Regions from separate parts of the Homo sapiens genome. Here region 2 is linked to region 1. Evidence: read pairs that join two places in POLR2A ChIA-PET (ENCODE). Cell type or tissue: Panc1. All regions are shown on one strand. Each heading gives the region's core, and the rest is flanking DNA. Links, peaks and the distances in the headings are about the cores only. Region 1 has its middle 7.8 kb from the start of AKAP14. Region 2 has its middle 14 kb from the start of SOWAHD.

Region 1 (8,857 bases), core at 3,191-5,690:
TGTAGTAGGATGAGTCGCAGACAAAACTCCTCAGACACCGGATTAAAGAAGGAAGAGGTTTTTTATTTGTCTGGGAGCGTCGGCAGACTCACGTCTTAAGAGCCGAGCTCCCCGAAAAAGAAATTCCTAGCCCTTTTAAGGCCTTACAACTCTAAGGAGTCTACGTGAAAGAGTCATAATAGATCAAGTAAGCGTGAGGAACGTGACTGGGGGCTACATACATCAGGTAACAGAACAAAAGGTTTTACAGTGCTTTCTCATACAATGTCTGGAATTCACAGATAACCCCTGACCAAAACTACTGGTGTTATTATTTTAACCACCACCCAGGTGCTGGCGCCAGGATCGTCTAGCTATTTATCTTACTTCTGTTTCTTTCCAACTTTTTGCTTTCTCCCTTTTCTCCTGTCTCATAAACTAGGGCAAAGGGGAGGTGGGGGAGAAGCTAAGAAGGACAACAGGAGAAGCAGTGGTCTCATTCCATAGTTTTACCTCTCTGAGTCTCATGTGCACAATGGGGATCTTAATAGGCTTTTTATAGGGTTGGTAAAAAGATGAATTTAGGTGATTCAAACAGAGACCTCAAAACAAGGACAGATACATTGTACATGCTCAATAAACATTAGTTAACGTATCATGATGATGGTAAGACTGACTGGGCCTGGAATTAGTGGGTTCTTGGTCTGACTTCAAGAATGAAGCCGCGGACCCTCTTGGTGAGTGTTACAGCTTTTAAGGTGGCACGTCTGGAGTTTGTTCCTTCCGATGTTCGGATGTGTTCGGAGTTTCTTCCATCTGGTGGGTTCGTGGTCTCGCTGGCTCAGGAGTGAAGCTGCAGACCTTCGCAGTTAGCGTTACAGCTTTTAAGGCGGCTAGTCTGGAGTTGTTCATTCCTCCCGGTGGACTCGTGGTCCTGCTAAGCTTCAAGAGTGAAGCTACAGACCTTCACAGTGAGTGTTACAGCTCATAAAGGCAGTGTGGATCCAAAGAGTGGCCGGTAGCAGGATTTATTGCAAAGACCAAAAGAACAACACCTCCACATTGTGGAAGAGAACCTCAGCAGGTTGCTGCTGCTGCTAGCTCCCGCAGCCTGCTTTTATTCTCTTATCTGGCCCCACCCACATCCTGCTAATTGGTAGGGCCGAGTGGTCTGTTTTGATAGGGCGCTGATTGGTGCGTTTACAATCCCTGAGCTAGACATAAAGGTTCTCCAAGTCCCCACCAGATTAGCTAGATACAGAGTGTCCACACAAAGGTTCTCCAAGTCCCCACCAGAGTAGCTAGATACAGAGTGTCGATTGGTGCATTCACAAACCCTGAGCTAGACACAGGGTGCTGATTGGTGTGTTTACAAACCTTGAGCTAGATACAGAGCGCCGATTGGTGTATTTACAATCCCTGAGCTAGACATAAAGGTTCTCCACCTCCCCACCAGACACAGGAGCCCAGCTGGCTTCACCCAGTGGATCCCACACCAGGGCTGCAGGTGGAGCTGCCTGCCAGTCCTGCGCGTGCGCCCGCACTCCTCAGCCCTTGGGTGGTTGATCGGACTGAGCGCCGTGGAGCAGGGGGCGGCGCTCGTCGGAGAGGCTCGGGCCGCACAGGAGCCCACGGAGAGGGTGGGAGGCTCAGGCATGGCGAGTTGCAGGTCGTGAGCCCTGCCCCGCGGGAAGGCAGCTAAGGCCAAGTGAGAAATCCAGCGCAGCGCCGGTGGGCCGGCATTGCTGGGGGACCCAGTACACTCTCCGCAGCCGCTGGCCCGGGTGCTAAACCCCTCATTGCCCGGGGCCGGCAGGGCCGGCCGGCTGCTCCGAGTGCGGGGCCCGCCAAGCCCACGCCCACCCGGAACTCCAGCTGGCCCGCAAGCGCTGCGCGCAGCCCCGGTTCCCGCTGGCGCCTCTCCCTCCACACCTCCCTGGAGCCGGCTCCTGCCTTGGCCAGCCCAGAAAGGGGCTCCCACAGTGCAGTGGTGGGCTGAAGGCCTCCTCAAGTGCCGCCGAAGTGGGAGCCCAGGCAGAGGAGGCGCGGAGAGCGAGCGAGGGCTGTGAGGACTGCCAGCACGCTGTCACCTCTCAATGACCAGCACAGACTCCAAAAGCAGAGGAACCGGGAAGAGCCCACCACTCTGCTGAGCTGGGAGAATTAGCCCAGTACTCCAGGGACCAGTGTGTCCTGAGCTCTCATGTGGTAGGGTCAGTGCCCGGAAGCCAAGCCTGAAAGAGGATTTGTATGGGCCGTGCATGGTCGCTAATGCCTCTAATCCCAGCACTTTGGGAGGCCGAGGCGGGCGGATTACCTGAGGTCAGGAGTTCCAGACCAGCCTGGCCAACTTGGCGAAACCCCGTCTCTACTGAAAATACAAAAATTAGCCGGGCATGGTGGCGGGCACCTGTAATCCCAGCTACTCAGGAGGCGGAGACAGGAGAATCGCTTTAACCCAGGAGGCAAAGGTTGCAGTGAGCCGGATCGCGCCATTGCACTCCAGCCTTGGCGGCAAGAGCAAAACTCCATCTCAATAAATAAATAAGAGGATTTGTGTGGATGTTGTTGTTGTTGAGCACATAAGCTCCGGAGCTGTGATTGACGATGGTGACTGCCCTCGGTTCTGCTCACCGGTCTGATTCCCAGAAAGCCCATCACACCAACTGTCTTTAACCCTCTGGTGCCACAACAGGCCAGGAACCACAGCCCTGCCCTCCTCCTGGGTTCAGGGTGGGGGAGTTGTGCTGCTTCTGGGATGGGGGTTAGAAACAGGCCCCACAGTAGCTGCATTGTGTAAAGCAGAGCTCCCGTTTCCTTCGTGTCGAGCTTAGGTGGGCAAGGACAGCAAGACCTCTCCTAGGCACCCCAGAGGCCACTGGTGAGAAGAACATGGTGGTGAGGACCTGATGTGGGAAGGGGAGTGGGATTCTTTCTTTTTTCTTTTTTCGTTTTTTTGTTTTGTTTTGTTTTGTTTGAGATGGAGTTTCACTCTGTCACCCAGGCTGGAGTGCAGCGGCGCCATCTCGGCTCACTGCAACCTCCTCCTCCCGGGTTCAAGCAATTCTCCTGCCTCAGCCTCCCTAATAGCTAAGATCACAGGTACACGCCACCAAGCTCAGCTAATTTTTTGTATTTTTAGTAGAGACGGGGTTTCACCATGTTGGCCAGGCTGGTCTCGAACTCGTGACCTCAGGTGATCCTCCCGCCTCGGCCTTCCAAAGTGCTGGGATTACAGGTGTGAGCCACCACGCCCGGCCTTATTTTAATTTTATTTTGAGATGGAATTTCAATCTTATTGCCTCAGCCTCTTGAGTGGCTGGGATTATAGGCGCCCGCCACCATGCCCAGCTAATTATTGTATTTTTTTGTGGGGACGGGTTTTTGCTATGTTTCCCAGGCTGGTCTTGAACTCCTGAGTTCAAGGGATCCGCCAGCCTCAGCCTTCCAAAGTGCCGGGATTACAGGTGCGAGCTACCACGCAGGGCCAGGATTTGTTTTTTTCCCCTTTGTTTTGTTTACATTTTTCTTTTGGTGGGGGGAGGGGAGAGATAGGGTCTCACTCTGTCACCCAGGCTGGAGTGCAGTGGTGCGATTACGGTTCACTGCAGCTTCCACCTCCTGGACTCAACTGATCCTCCCGCCTCAGCCTCCCAAGTAGCAGAGACCACAAGCACACACCACTAAGGTCAGCTAATTTTTTGTAGAGACTAGGTCTCACTATGTTACCCAGGCTGGTCTCAAACTCCTGACCTCAAGCGATCCTCCTGCCTCAGCCTCCCAAAGTGCTAGGATTACAGGCGTAAGCCACCCCAACGGGCTGGGAGTAGGATTCCTTATTGCCTGCCCAGAGGAGACAAATGCAGGCAAAATACTTTCGTGGAGGGAACCTGGAGAGATTTCCCAGCAGATTAGAAAGGCTCCTTCTTTGAAGCAGAAGCTTAAATTCTGTGGCCAGAACTTTACTTCTTACCCCCAGCCAAGCCCCTTACTGAAACGCACAAATTTTGGCTTCCAGGGCTCTCTAGGTTGAGAGGCCTTTTGAATCCTCATGCAGCGCCGAGGACAAGTTCTTCCAAACTACTCCCTGCTCGGATGCTAGTGCAGGTATGAGTGGAGAAAAATGGCTTGGAAGCAGAGATGGAGGGGAGAGCTGGGAGGAGCAGGTGGGGCAGAGCGGGAGGAGCTGGCTAGAGCCTTGCCAAGCTCAGCCCCTCCCTCTTCGGGAAGAAAATAGACTTGGCTGCTTGGGAAGCCATAACTCCCACCCGACTCCCCACCCCCGCGCCGCACCCCCGCCATGGGCCTCTGGAAGCATCGGGACTATGGGGGGCAGGGAGGCTGCGCCGGCTGCCCACTGGCGCGTGGTCCAGCGATGCGCCCGCGTTCTTCTGAAAGAACGTGGAGACTGCACCAATACGCGCCGCCCCAGTAACAAAAATTAGCCGGGCGTGGCGGCGCGCTCCTGTGGTCTCAGCTACTTGGGAGGCTGAGATGGAAGATCACTTGAGCCCGGGAGGTCGAGGCTGCAGTAGCCATGATCGCACCACTGCATTACAGCCTGGGCGACAGAGCCAGAGCCTGATACAGGCCTGGCCAAGTGGAGTGCGTCCTGTCAGCTCCCCAGGAGCCGATGGGCGGGGTCGGTCGCAAGTACACTGCCCTACTGTCCTGGGCTTTCCGAGGCTGCCGGGAGCTAGACAGACCGCCAGGGGGCGAGAGGGCCAGCGCCTCCCTTGTCCTGAATGTGGGGAGTGGAGGGGAGGGGGAAATTTGTATCAAGGATGTTGTGCTCACTAGAGAGAACTGCTTTGGAGAGTCTTGCAGATCCACACACTTTTTTTTTTTTTTTAGTCGGAGTCTCACTGTGTCGCCCAGGCTGGAGTGCAGTGGTGCGATCTCGGCTCACTGCAACCTCTGCCTCCCGGGTTCAAGCGATTCTCTTGTCTCAGCCTCCCAAGTAGCTGGGATTACAGGTGTGTGCAACCGCACCCAGCTAATTTTTGTATTTTCAGTAGAGACGGGATTTCACCATGTTGGCCAGATTGGTCTCGAACTCCTGACCACAAGTGATCCGCCCGCCCCAGCCTCCCAAACTGCTGGGATTACAGGCATGAGCCATCGCGCCTGGCCTACACTCTCTTAGCTGCTGCTGCTGCTTTTTTTTTTTTTTTTTTCTTTTGAGACAGAGTCTTGCTCTTGTCGCCTAGGCTGGAGTGCAATGGCACGATCCTGGCTCACTGCAACCTCCCCCTCCCGGATTCAAGCGATTCTCCTGCTTCAGCCTCCTGAGTAGCTGGGATTACAGGCATGCACCACCACACCCTGCTAATTTTTGTATTTTTAGTAGACACAGGGTTTCACCATGTTGGTCAGGCTGGTCTCGAACTCCTGTCCTCAAGTGTTCTGCCCACCTTAGCTTCCCAAAGTGCTGGGATTACAGGCGTGAGCCACCGCGCCTGGCCTAGGTTCTTCCTGAACTGAAGAAAATCCAGGGAGATGCCCTAGATAGGGGTAGTCTACATCACAGCACAAGGAAGAGAGGACAGAGCTCTCTCTTGGGACTCCACACCCTGGGCCTTGAATTATACTCTTTTCCACCTATGCCTCATTTTCATTCCCTCTCAGTTTCTTCCCTCTCCTCCCCTTATACTCTCATGCTCACCCTTTCAACCCTACCCTTACTTATTTTTTCCCCTTCTTTCTCTTATCCTACCAATCCCTAGCAAGGCTGATGCCTCTTAGCCACAAGCCTAGGCTTAAAGCTGACATTCTCTGCTTGTCGAATGAACCCAGTCGGCCACCACGTATCTTTTAAGTGACTGTAAAGTGCGCAGGTGGCAGGAATTGTGAGAAGTAAAACTGGCTTAAGACAAGGTTCCCACCCTCGATGCACTTACAATATAGTTGGGAAGACAAAGTGTGTTCACATGAAAAAATAACTAGCAAGTAAGTCAAAGCAGGGGACAATGAAATGCTTTCTTACCCAAAACATGAGGCATGTTGGATTTGGGCAGGTTCTGTTACCAGTAGAGGGTCTTTACTGCAAGTTGTCCAGGTTCTTGGCGTTTTGAACAAAGAATTGGACAAAACGCACAGCAAAGACAGGAAAGAAAGAAGCAAGCATGCACAGATTTATTGAAAGTGAAAGTATACTCCACAGTGTGAGAACGGGCGGAGCAGTGGCTCAAGGGCCCTGATACACAATCTTCTGGGGTCCAAATACCCGCTAGAGGTTTACCATTGGCCACTTGGTGTTCACCCCATGTTCATGAAGTTGCAGCCCACAATCAGAGGCTGAAATGAAGTTACAAAGGTCACACTCCTATGCAAACATCTTATTGGTTGTGGAAAGCAGCCAATCAGAGGCTAGAGTGAAAGTTGCCCTTCTATACAAACGAAGACTTGGCCCCCAATCCGTATGATTGGTTAGGATAGCAACCAATCAGAGGTTGAAGTGAAGTTACAAAGTTACACTCCTATGCAAACGTCTGATTGGTTGCAAAAAGCGACCAATCAGAGGTACTTTCAATTTGCCATCTGCTTTTTTTCCAACCAATCAGAGGTACTTTCAATTTCCCATCTGCCACACAGAAAGGTGGGGATTTGCAAGGGGAGCAACCTCTGGTTCTTTTGTTACGTAGGCGTGGAAAGGTAGGGCTTTCCTTTCAATTTAGTTCTAGGAAGTCAGCATGAAATGGCCTTAGGTTCCCTGCTTCCAGACTCTATTCTCCTGCCTCAGTTCTAAGCAAGTGACTTTGCTTCATGTCTCAAAGGCCACCAGACTGCCCTAGGAAGAAAGAGGGAGGAGGTGGTAGGAACCCAGGGCCTTTCCCAAGCAGAAGCCCATCCTCTAACAGTAAAGGCCACAGACCTGAGTACTGTGGTAGTCAGGCCCAGGTGGGTAGGTCCTTGAGAGTCATGATGTCACGAAAACCTCTCAGAATATCCTGGCCATCCTTGAGCATGAGTGCCTCATTGAATAGTGCCTTCCTCAGAACAAAAGTACTATGGCAAAGCTGTTCCTGATGGCTGGATTTTTAAATATATATATATATATACTTTAAGTTCTAGGGTACATGTGCACAACGTGCAGGTTTGTTACGTATATGTACATGTGCCATGTTGGTGTGCTGCACCCATTAACTTGTCATTTACATTAGGTATATCTCCTAATGCTATCCCTCCCCCCTCCCCCCACCCCACGAGAGGCCCCAGTGTGTGATGTTCCCTACCCTGTGTCCAAGTGATCTCATTGTCCAATTCCCACCTATGAGTGAGAACATGCGATGTTTGGTTTTCTGTCCTTGCAATAGTTTGCTGAGAATGATGGTTTCCAGCTTCATCCATGTCCCTACAAAGGACATGAACTCATCCTTTTTTATGGCTGCACAGTATTCCATGGTGTATATGTGCCACATTTTCTTAATCCAGTCTATCATTGATGGACATTTGGGTTGGTTCCAAGTCTTTGCTATTGTGAATAGTGCCGCAATAAACATACGTGTGCATGTGTCTTTATAGCAGCATGATTTATAATCCAATGGCTGGATTTTTGATAGTGATGTCTTGATGTTCAGATCCACGGTCATAACTAGAGTGGGCTGCTCTTGTAGGCACTGTATGAAAACTCCAGAGTTTCCCTAGAGACCAGACCAACCCCACCCCAAATACTAAGTTCTTAGAGGTAAGAGAGAAGAACAAGCTTCTGGTAGCCGGGGTGACTTCTGGCCTCTAGAAATGAAGCGTATTAGGCTTAGAGGGAAAATCTGTCTGCTGAATGAAACACTCCCCAGCAACATGGCAGGTGGTACAGAGCAGATAGGCACAGTATACCAAAGAAACTGTGTTTTTTTGTTTGGTTGGGGTTTTTTTGGTGGTGGTGTTTTGTTTTGTTTTTTGAGACGGAGTCTCACTCTTGTTGCCCAGGCTGGAGTGCAATGGCACAATCTCAGCTCACCGCAACCTCCGCCTCCCAGGTTCAAGCAATTCTCCTGTCTCAGCCTCCCGAGTAGCTGGGATTACAGGCATGCACCACCACACCCGGCTAATTTTGTATTTTTAGTAGAGACGGGGTTTCTCCATGTTAGTCAGGCTGGTCTCAAACTCCTGACCTCAGGTGATCTGCCTGCCTCGGCCTCCCAAAGTGCTGGGATTACAGGCATGAGCTGCCACGCCCAGCCACCAAAGAAACTCTTAACCACGTGGAAAATATCTTTGTTTTCTTGGGGCAGTAATGCTCAGTGTTCCCAGTGTTTTCCCTACCTTCTTTCTGTTGCCTTTGGGATTAGTTTTTTGGGGTCATAATTAAAATTGCATGGTTGTTTATAAGTTTTATTGCCTGATCACTCTCCAGCCCAAATATAATAATTGGTCTCTCCATGTTTGCTCGAACTGAGGAAGGCACCTACGAAGAACCAAAACAATGGATGATACCAAATGTGTTCAAACGAATAAAGCAACAGTTACTTGAGTTTATACAAGTAATATCTGCTGGGTCATTTTCTCAGTGGTTCCCTGTAAAGAACAATTATGTGTCTAATGGTGAATCAAGATTTGTGGAAATCCTAAAAGCAATTATTTGGATTTTTGTTGCAGAAGAGTCTTTGGGGTTGGAGGAAGGAGTATTACAGACAATAGCATAAGACATATAGGGTACAGAAATATGCCAAAAAAACTTAACAATTAAAGATTATGCAAACGTAACACAGGATTTATTCTTTATAGGAATTTCTTTCTCTCTGCCTTTTATCAAAACTGCATCAAAATGTGACAATTGGCCATGTGTGGTGGCTCACGTCTGTAACCCTAGCACTTTGGGAGGCCGAGATGGGTTGATCACTTAAGGTCAGGAGTTCAAGATCAGCCTGGCCAACAT
Region 2 (8,857 bases), core at 2,904-5,403, 110 kb after region 1:
CGTGCAGTTGCACAGGGCTCTGTGCTTAGCTTGATGCTCTGATTTTGCTATCTTGAAATCCCTTTTTTTTTTTTTTCTGAGATGGAGCCTTGTTGTGTTGCCCAGGCTGGAGAGCTATGGCGTGATCTCGGCTCACTGCAACCTCCACCTCCTGGGTTCAAGCGATTCTCCTGCCTCAGCCTCCCGAGTAGCCGGGATTACAGATGCATACCACCATGTCCGGCTAATTTTGTGTACTTTTAGTAGAGACAGGGTTTCAACATGTTGGCCAGACTGGTCTCAAACTCCTGACCTCAAGTGATCCACCGGCCTCGGCCTCCCAAAGTGCTGGGATTACAAGCGTGAGCCACCACGCCCAGTCTTTCTTGAAATTCTTAATTTCTTAAAAGGGGTCTCACATTTTCAGTTTGGGCTCCACAAATTACGTAGCTGGTCCCACCCAGACTGGGTTATCCCTTTTCCTGTATTTTTTTGGTCTAAGCAGTTCCAGAACCCATCCAGATTCAAGGGAAAGTGTGATAGAGGCCACCTCTCAATGGGAAGAGTATCAAAGGACTTATGGTCATCTTTAATCCATCACAGCATGGTATGGGAAAGGAGAAAGAGCACTGGTATCAAGAAATCTGAGGCTTAGTCCCAGTTTTACAGCTACAACTAGCCTGCCACTAACAAGCCACCACAGCTTTGGGGACCTGTTTTCTTCCATTTGAAATGAGGAAATTGGACTTGATCGCTAACCTCTAAAATCATGAACCTATAATGCCACATTTGTAACTGTCTAATGTACATCTAACATGGTGTTCATTAGAAAAACTGTTTCCAGGCCGGGCATGGTGGCTCAGGCCTGTAATCCCAGCACTTTGGGAGACTGAGGCGGGTGGATCGCTTGAGGTCAGGAGTTGGAGACCAGCCTGGTCAACATGGTGAAACCCCATCTCTGCTAAAATTATAAAACTTAGCCAGGCATGGTGGCAGGCACCTGTAATCCCAGCTACTTGGGAGGCTGAGGCAGGAGAATCGCTTCAACCCAGGAAATAGAGGTTGCAGTAAGCTGAGATCGCGCCACCGCACTCCAGCCTGGTGACAAAGTGAAACTCTGTTTCAAAAAATGAAAGAAAAAAGAAAAATTGTTTCCACGGGGCTCTCCAAAGGAAGAAGGGCATGGGAACTGAAGGCAAATGAATACAAAAAACACAACTATTAGTTAAATCAGAAAGCCTGTGGATCTAAATTCAAGGTCAGCTGCCTCCAACTCCCACTTGTTCATTCTCAAACACCCGTTTCAGACTATGAGGCAGATACATAGTGTTGTATCTGTGCTGGGTGCTGAGCTGCAGCAGTGAACCACAACCACAGGCCCACATCTTCTTGGACTCCCAGCCTACATGGAGGCAGATGACAGTGCCGACACAGCTCCTAGTGCAGAGTGCTGCGGCAAGGAAGGCACTAGGGTCTTGGGAACCTGTACCGAACACGGGAGGGACTGAGGAAGAGCAAACTGAGCCCTGGAGGCCCACGAGGAGCTAGGTTTTGCGGCTGAGGCTGCCGGGTGGAACGTTCATGTCCTATGCAGAGGAAACAGACTGTGAAAAGGCCCAGTCAAGAGAAAGCTGGGAGATCGGGAACTGAAAGTTACTGCATGGCAGGAGTGTAGAAAGGGGATGTATTCGTGGGTGAAGAAAGAGGATGCGAACAGGAAGTAGTGAATAGGAATGAGGCTGGAGAGGTAAGCAGACGCCAGATCACGAGGAGCCTCTAAGTCTTAAGTGAGAGCTTCAATTCTATCCTGAGGCCAAGAGAAACATTAAAGAGTTCAAAAGTAGACAGTGGCCTATCAGGTTTGGGTTTAAGAAATCATCGAGGTTAGTAGGCTGGGCGTGGTGGATCATGCCAGTAATCCCAGCACTTTGGGAGGCTGAGGCAGGCAGATCACCTGAGGTCAGGAGTTCAAGACCAGCCTGGCCAATATGGTGAAACCCCGTCTCTACTAAAAACACAAAAATTAGCTGGGCTTGGTGGCACATGCCCGTAATCCCAGCTATTCAGGAGGCTGAGGCAAGAGAATCACTTGAACCTAGGAAGCGGAGGTTGCAGTGAGCTAAGATCCTGCCACTGCACTGCAGCCTGGGTGACAGAGCAATACTCTGTCTCAAAAAAAAAAAAAGAAAAAAAAAAGGAAAGGAAAGAAAGAAAAAGAAAAGAAAAAACAGAATGTGTTTAACTTCCTGCAACCAAACCTGTGAACTCACCTGTATGTGCGCCCTCTTTTTCCTCCTGCACTCCTGTTATAATAATAACAGCTACCATTTATGCAATGTTCCTATGTGCAAGACACAATGGTAAGCATATTACATGCATTATCTCCTTTAATGATCAGCCCAAATTTATGAGGCAGGTACTCATAATTCCTTTTTTTTCCCCCTTGAGACGGAGTCTCACTCTGTCACCCAGGCTGGAGTGCAGTGGTGCGATCTCGGCTCACTGTAACCTCTGCCTCCTGGGTTCAAGCAATTCTCTGCCTCAGCCTCCCGAGTAGCTGGGATTACAGGCACCTGCCACCATGCCTGGCTAATTTTTGTATTTTTAGTAGAGACGGGGTTTCACCATCTTGGCCAGGCTGGTCTTGAACTCCTGACCTTGTGATCCACCCGCCTTGGCTTCCCAAAGTGCTGGGATTACAGGCATGAGCCACCAGTCCTGGCCAATTCCATTGTATTATAGTCAAGGAAAGTAAGACTCAGGGAGAGTGAGTGACTTACCCAGGGTCTCACAGCTAGAAGGTGGTAGAACTAAGCTCTAATCAGACTGTCTGACTCCAGAGTCTCCTCCTCTGTGAGACAAATTCCTAGTCCTATGCTCTGCCTTATCCCTTCCCACCTCTTGGGAGCTTTGATCCATTGACTATTCGTGTTGACTCCTCTGTCTTCCTACTTCTCCTTTTCTTTTGAGTCCTTTGTGTCATTACACAAACAAGCTGTGCCTCCCAAGCCAAAATAAAACCCCTCTCCTGGCCGGGCACGGTGACTCATGCCTATAATCCCAGCACTTTGGGAGGCCGAGGCAGGCAAATCACGAGGTCAGGAGTTTGAGACCAGCCTGGCCAACATGGTGAAACCCCGTCTCTACTAAAAATACAAAAATTAGCTGGGCATGGTGGTAGGCGCCTGTAATCCCAGCTACTCGGGAGGCTGAGGCAGGAGAATCGCTTGAACCCGGGAGGGGGAGGTTGCAGTGAGCCGAGATCACGCCACTGCACTCCAGCCTGGGTGACAGTGCGAGACTCTGTCTCAAAAAAAAAAAAAGAAAAGAAAAAAACCCTCCAGTAACCCCACAGCTACCTCCAGTTCTCTCTTGATTTGCTTATCCACGTATCCAACTGTCTATTGGATCTCTTCACCTCGATGTCATATAGCCAATCTCAAACTTAATGTATCCAAAACAAGTTTTGATCCCCTTCCCCTACCCACCAAAAAAACCTATTCTTCTCATGGCCCTTCCTCTCAGTAAATGACACCACCATCCACCCTGTTGCTCAAGTCAGAAACCTGAGCATCACCCTTGCCACCTCTGTCTTCCTCCTCCCCTACATTCAGTCAATCACAAGTCTTGTTGATTCCATGAAATCTCTCTTATCTGTCCATCTGACTCTACAGACCATAGCCTCTTACCAGTCCCTCTAATCCTAGCCTACTCCTCTCCATCCCGAATCAGTGGGTTCTCAGCAGCAGTCCACATGCTAACGTTGATGCTTTTTTTTTTTTTTTTGAGACAGAGTCTCACTCTGTCACCCAGGCTGTAGTGCAGTGGCGCGATCATGGCTCACTGCAGCCTCGACTTCCCAGGCTCAGGTGATCCTCCCATCTCAGCCTCCCAGGTGGCTGGGACTATAGGCATGTGCCACCATGCCCAGCTAATTGTTTTCTATTTTGTAGAGATGGGGTTTTGCCATGTTGCCCATGCTGATTGAGAACTCCTGGGCTCAAGTGATCCACCCGCCTTGATTCTGTAATCTGTGGGATTACAGAATCCTAGTACTTTGGGAGGCTGAGACAGGCAGATCACCTGAGGTTGGGAGTTCGAGACCAGCCTGGCCAGCATGGTGAAACCCCGTCTCTACTAAAAATACAAAAAAATTAGCCGGGCGGGGTGGCAGGCGCCTTTAATCCCAGCTACTCGGGAGGCTGAGGCAGGAGAACTGCTTGAACCCGGGAGGCGGAGGTTGCAGTGAGCCGAGATTGCGCCATTGCACTCCAGCCTGAGCGACAGAGCAAGACTCCATCTCAAGGAAAAAAGAAAAGATGCCCGGGGCCTCATGAGTGAGTGTAATGGGTAGAGTGTTAACATAGCCTGAGCAGCAGGGAAGACATCCCCAAGGAGGTAACATTTAATCTGACACCTGAAATGAAGGATGAGTGGGTGAATGAAGGATGAGTGGGTCAGGTGAAGTCAGGAGCAAGGGAGAGGGGAAAGTGTTTCTGGAGAGTGAACAGCATGCAGGAACCCCAGGGTTGAGAAGAACATGGCTGTTCGAAGGATCAGCAAGGAGGACTGAGTGGCTGGAGCAGAGTGAGGGAGGGTAAGTGGGGAAGGGAAAAAACAACTTTGGGAGAGGCAGGGAGGGTGCAGTGGCTCATGCCTGTAATCCTAACACTTTGGGAAGTTGAGGAGGGTGGGCCACTTGAGCCCAGGAGTTGGAGACCAGCCTGGGCAACAGGGTGAAACCCTGTCTCTACAAACAATACAAAAAGCTAGCCTGGTGTGGTGGCATGCACCTATAGTCCCAGCTACTCGGGAGGCTGAGGTGGGAGGATCACTTGAACCCGGGAGGTCGAGGCTGCAGTGAGCTGTAATCACACCACTGCACTCCAGCGTGGGTGACAGAGTAAGCATCTGTCTCAAAAAAAAAAAAAAAAAAACAAAACAAAACAAACAACAACAACAAAAAACAGGACTTTGGGAGAGAATGTAGAGTGAAGAGAAAAGCTTCCAGAACTTCATCCTGGTAAACCCCAGCAATTAAAGCCATAGGAGGTTATGGAAGACTAGACAAGAGTTTCAAACAGGAGGAAGTAGCCAACATTGTTCAGTGCTGCCAAGAAGTGAACTAAGATAAGGACTTGGATTTGGCAGATGGGAGGTGCAAAGGCATGAATATATGTGTCCCTCTGAAATGTGTATGTTGTAGGCCGGGCACGGTGGCTCACACCTCTAATCCAAGAATTTTGGGAGGCTGAGGTGGGCAGATCACTTGAGCCCAGGAGTTGGAGACCAGCCTGGCCAACATGGTGGAACCCCATCTCTACTAAAAATACAAAAATTAGCCGGGCGTGGTGGCGGGCGTCTGTAATCCCAGCTACTTGGGAGGCTGAGGCAGGAGAATTGCTTGAACCTGGGAGGCAGAGGTTGCAGTGAGCTGAGATCGTGCCACTGCACTCCACCCTGGGTGACACAGTGAGATTCTATCTCAAAAAAAAAAAAAATGTGTATGTTGGAACTTAATCCCCAAGGTGACAATATTAAGAGGAGGGATCTTTGGGGAAGTGATTAAGTCATGAGGCTCTGCCTTCATGAATGGGATTAATGCCCTTATAAAAGAGGCGGCCGGGCTCGGTGGCTCACGCCTGTAATCCCAGCACTTTGGGAGGCCGAGGTGGGCGAATCATGAGGTCAGGAGTTTGAGACCGGCCTTGCCAACAAGGCCAACATCTCTACTAAAAATACAAAAAATTAGCTGGGCATGGTGGCGGGTGCCTGTAATGCTAGCTACTCGGGAGGCTGAGGCAGGAGAATTGCTTGAACCCAGGAGGCAGAGGTTGCAGTGAGCCAAGATCGTCACGCCACTGCACTCCAGCCTGGGCAACAGTGACAGACTTCGTCTCAAAAATAAATAAATAAATAAATAAGGCTTCAGAGAGCTGCCTGGCCCTTCCATCTCTTCCACCATGTGAGGACACAAAGGTGCCATAAATGAGGAACCACCTCTCACCAGACACCAAACCTGCCTTGATCTGGGACTTCCCTGCCTACAGAACAGTGAGCAACAAATTTCTGCTCTTTATAAATTACCCAGTCTAAGATAATTTTTTTTTTTTTTTTGAGACGGAGTCTCACTCTGTCACCCAGGGTGGAGTGCAGTGGCACGATCTCAGTTCACTGCAAGCTCCGCCTCCTGAGTTCACACCATTCTCCTGCCTCAGCCTCCAGTCTAAGGTATTTTGTTATAGCAACAAGAATGGACTAAGACAGGAGGTCATCATGGGGGACTTTTTTTTTTCTTTTGGCTCACTGCAACCTACACCTCCCGGGTTCAAGCAATTCTCATGCCTCAGCCTCCTGAGTAGCTGGGATCACAGGTATGTACCACCACACCTGGTTATTAGTAGGGACGGGGTTTCGCCATGCTGGCCAGGCTGGTCTCAAACTCCTGACCTCAGGTGATCCCCCTGCCTTGACCTCCCAAAGTCCTAGAATTACAGGTGTGAGCCACCACGCCCTTTCTGGAAGCAATTACTCTGGGATGATAGAGGCAGAAGCCAGAATGCAGAAAGTTAAGGACTGAGGAAGAGGTAAGGAAATGGAGATGATGAAGTGAGGAGACCTCTCAGCAGACAGGCTTTACTATGAAGAGAAGAGACAAGTTTGAGCCAGAAGGCTAGGGAAGACTTGAGCTTTTTTGTCACTCAGAGTGACACTCCTATTAATGACTTACTAAATGTCTGTTGTACATGGACACATAGAGGGGAACAACACACACTGGGGCCTATCAGAGAGTGGAGGGTGGGAGGAGGGTGAGGATCAAGAAAAATAATGGGAGAGTGCAGTGGTTCATGCCTGTAATCCCAGCACTTTGGGAGGCTGAGACAGGGAGATCACCAGATGTCAGTTTGAGACCAGCCTGACCAACATGGTGAAACCCCGTCTCCACTGAAAATACAAACATTAGCCAGGCAGGGCATAGTTTCAGCTACTCGGGAGGCCGAGGCAGGAGAATCACTTGAACCTGGGAGGTGGAGGTTGCAGGTGAGCTGAAATAGTGCCACTGCACTCCTGCCTGGGTGACAGAGCAAGACTCCATCTCTAAATAATGGGTACTAGGCTTAGTACCTGGGTGATGAAATAATCTGTACAACAAACCCCCATGACACATGTTTACCTATATAACAAACCCACACATGTACACCTGAACTTAAAATAGGCCAGGCGGGGTGGCTCACGCCTGTAATCCAGCACTTTCAGAGGTGGAGGCGGGTGGATCATGAGGTCAAGAGATCGAGAACATCTTGGCCAACATGGTGAAACCCATCTCTACTAAAAATACAAAAATTAGCTAGGCATGATGCAGCACGCCTGTAGTCCCATGTGTCCAGAATGTATTCCTTCCAGTGGGTTATTGGTCTCGCTGACTTCAAGAATGAAGCTGCAGACCCTTGCGGTGTGTTACAGCTCTTGAAGATGATGTGTCTCGGAGTTTGTTCCTTCAGATGTTCAGATATGTCCAGAGTTTCTTCCTTCCAGTGGGTTCGTGGTCTCACTGACTTCAGGAATGAAGCTGCATACGCTCACGGTGAGTGTTACAGTTTATAAAGGTAGAGCAACAGCAAGATTTATTGTGAAGACCAAAGAACAAAGCTCCCACAGCATGGAAAAAGACCCAACCAGGTTGCTGCTGGTGGTTTGGGTGGCCAGTTTTTATTCCCTTATTGGGCCCCACCCACATCCTGCTGATTGGTCCATTTTACAGAGCGCTGATTGGTCCATTTTACACACTGTTGATTGGTGCATTTTTACAAAGTGCTGATTGGTGCATTTACAAACCTTTAGCTAGACACAGAGCACTGATTGGTGCGTTTTTACAGAGTGCTGATTGGTGCATTTACAAACCTTTAGCTAGACACAGAGCGCTGATTGGTGCATTTTTACAGAGTGCTGATTGGTGCATTTACAAACCTTTAGCTAGACACAGAGCACTGATTGATGCGTTTTTACAGAGTGCTGATTGGTGCGTTTACAAACCTTTAGCTCCACAGAAAAGTTCTCCAAGTCCCCACTCGACCCAGGAAGTCCTGCTGTCTTCACCTGTCACCAGCTACTGGGGAGGCTGAGGCAGGAGAATCGCTTGAACCCAGGAGGTGGAGGTTGCTGGGAGCCAAGCCAAGATCACGCCACTACACTCCAGCCTGGCAACAGAGTGAGACTCCGTCTCAAAAAAGAAAAAAGTTAAAAATAAAATGTCTGTTGTACTGAACTAAACTGTGGGTAAGTTTGAAGATGCAGGAGAAGACAATTGATGTCAGTAAACCCTGAGAGGAGAGGCGGTTGAGAGCATGAGCGATATCTTGAAAGAGGACAGGCATGCTCCTTTGTCAGAATGAAGGGAAGGAGGGAAGATGGGGAGTCTTGGTGTGGAATATATGTTATGTTAGCTGGGGTTAGGGGGCATTCCCACAGATGAATAGGGCCAGGAGATGAAGGACTTGTATAATTTGATTCTCTTCAGAGGATTTCAGGTTTAACTCTGACTCCAGTTTATGACTTTATCTGAAAACAATATCTAACATATTTAATATTTGGTGGGCACTTACCAAGTTGCTCTTTTACTTCCGTGAGTGAAGAACAAGGTAAGTTCGCTGGTTGCAATTATGTCTGTCTTAGTCCATTTTTGTGTTGCTATAAAGAAATACTTGTAGGCCAGGCGCGGTGACTCATGCCTGTAATCCCAGCACTCTGGGAGGCCGAGGCGGGTGGATCACTTGAGGTCAGGAATTGGAGACCAGCTTGGCCAACATGGGGAAACCCCGTCTCTACTGAAAATACAAAAATTAGCCGGGCATGGTGATGCAAGCCTGAAATCCCAGCT

The links. Peaks named below come from ENCODE experiments on the same cell type or tissue, not always from the same donor. Only the 100,000 strongest peaks of a DNase experiment are listed, where the experiment ranks them.
Region 2: POLR2A ChIA-PET joins it to region 1 with 6 read pairs; 10 of 35 experiments call an interaction of 5 or more read pairs at or near these places.

The regions. Positions count from the first base shown.
Region 1 is chrX:119,883,637-119,892,493 of GRCh38, reverse strand. No RefSeq gene overlaps it. Among named protein-coding and RNA genes, the nearest start is that of AKAP14, 7.8 kb to the left of the region's middle. RefSeq lists an enhancer at 974-1,268. In Panc1, for the core only: a CTCF peak has its summit at 4,695 (motif pointing right); a DNase peak (open chromatin) is centred at 4,673; H3K4me3 peaks cover 1,484 bases; H3K27ac peaks cover 318 bases.
Region 2 is chrX:119,768,505-119,777,361 of GRCh38, reverse strand. No RefSeq gene overlaps it. Among named protein-coding and RNA genes, the nearest start is that of SOWAHD, 14 kb to the right of the region's middle. RefSeq lists an enhancer at 7,415-8,614. In Panc1, for the core only: no CTCF peak of the experiment used is centred there; no DNase peak of the experiment used is centred there.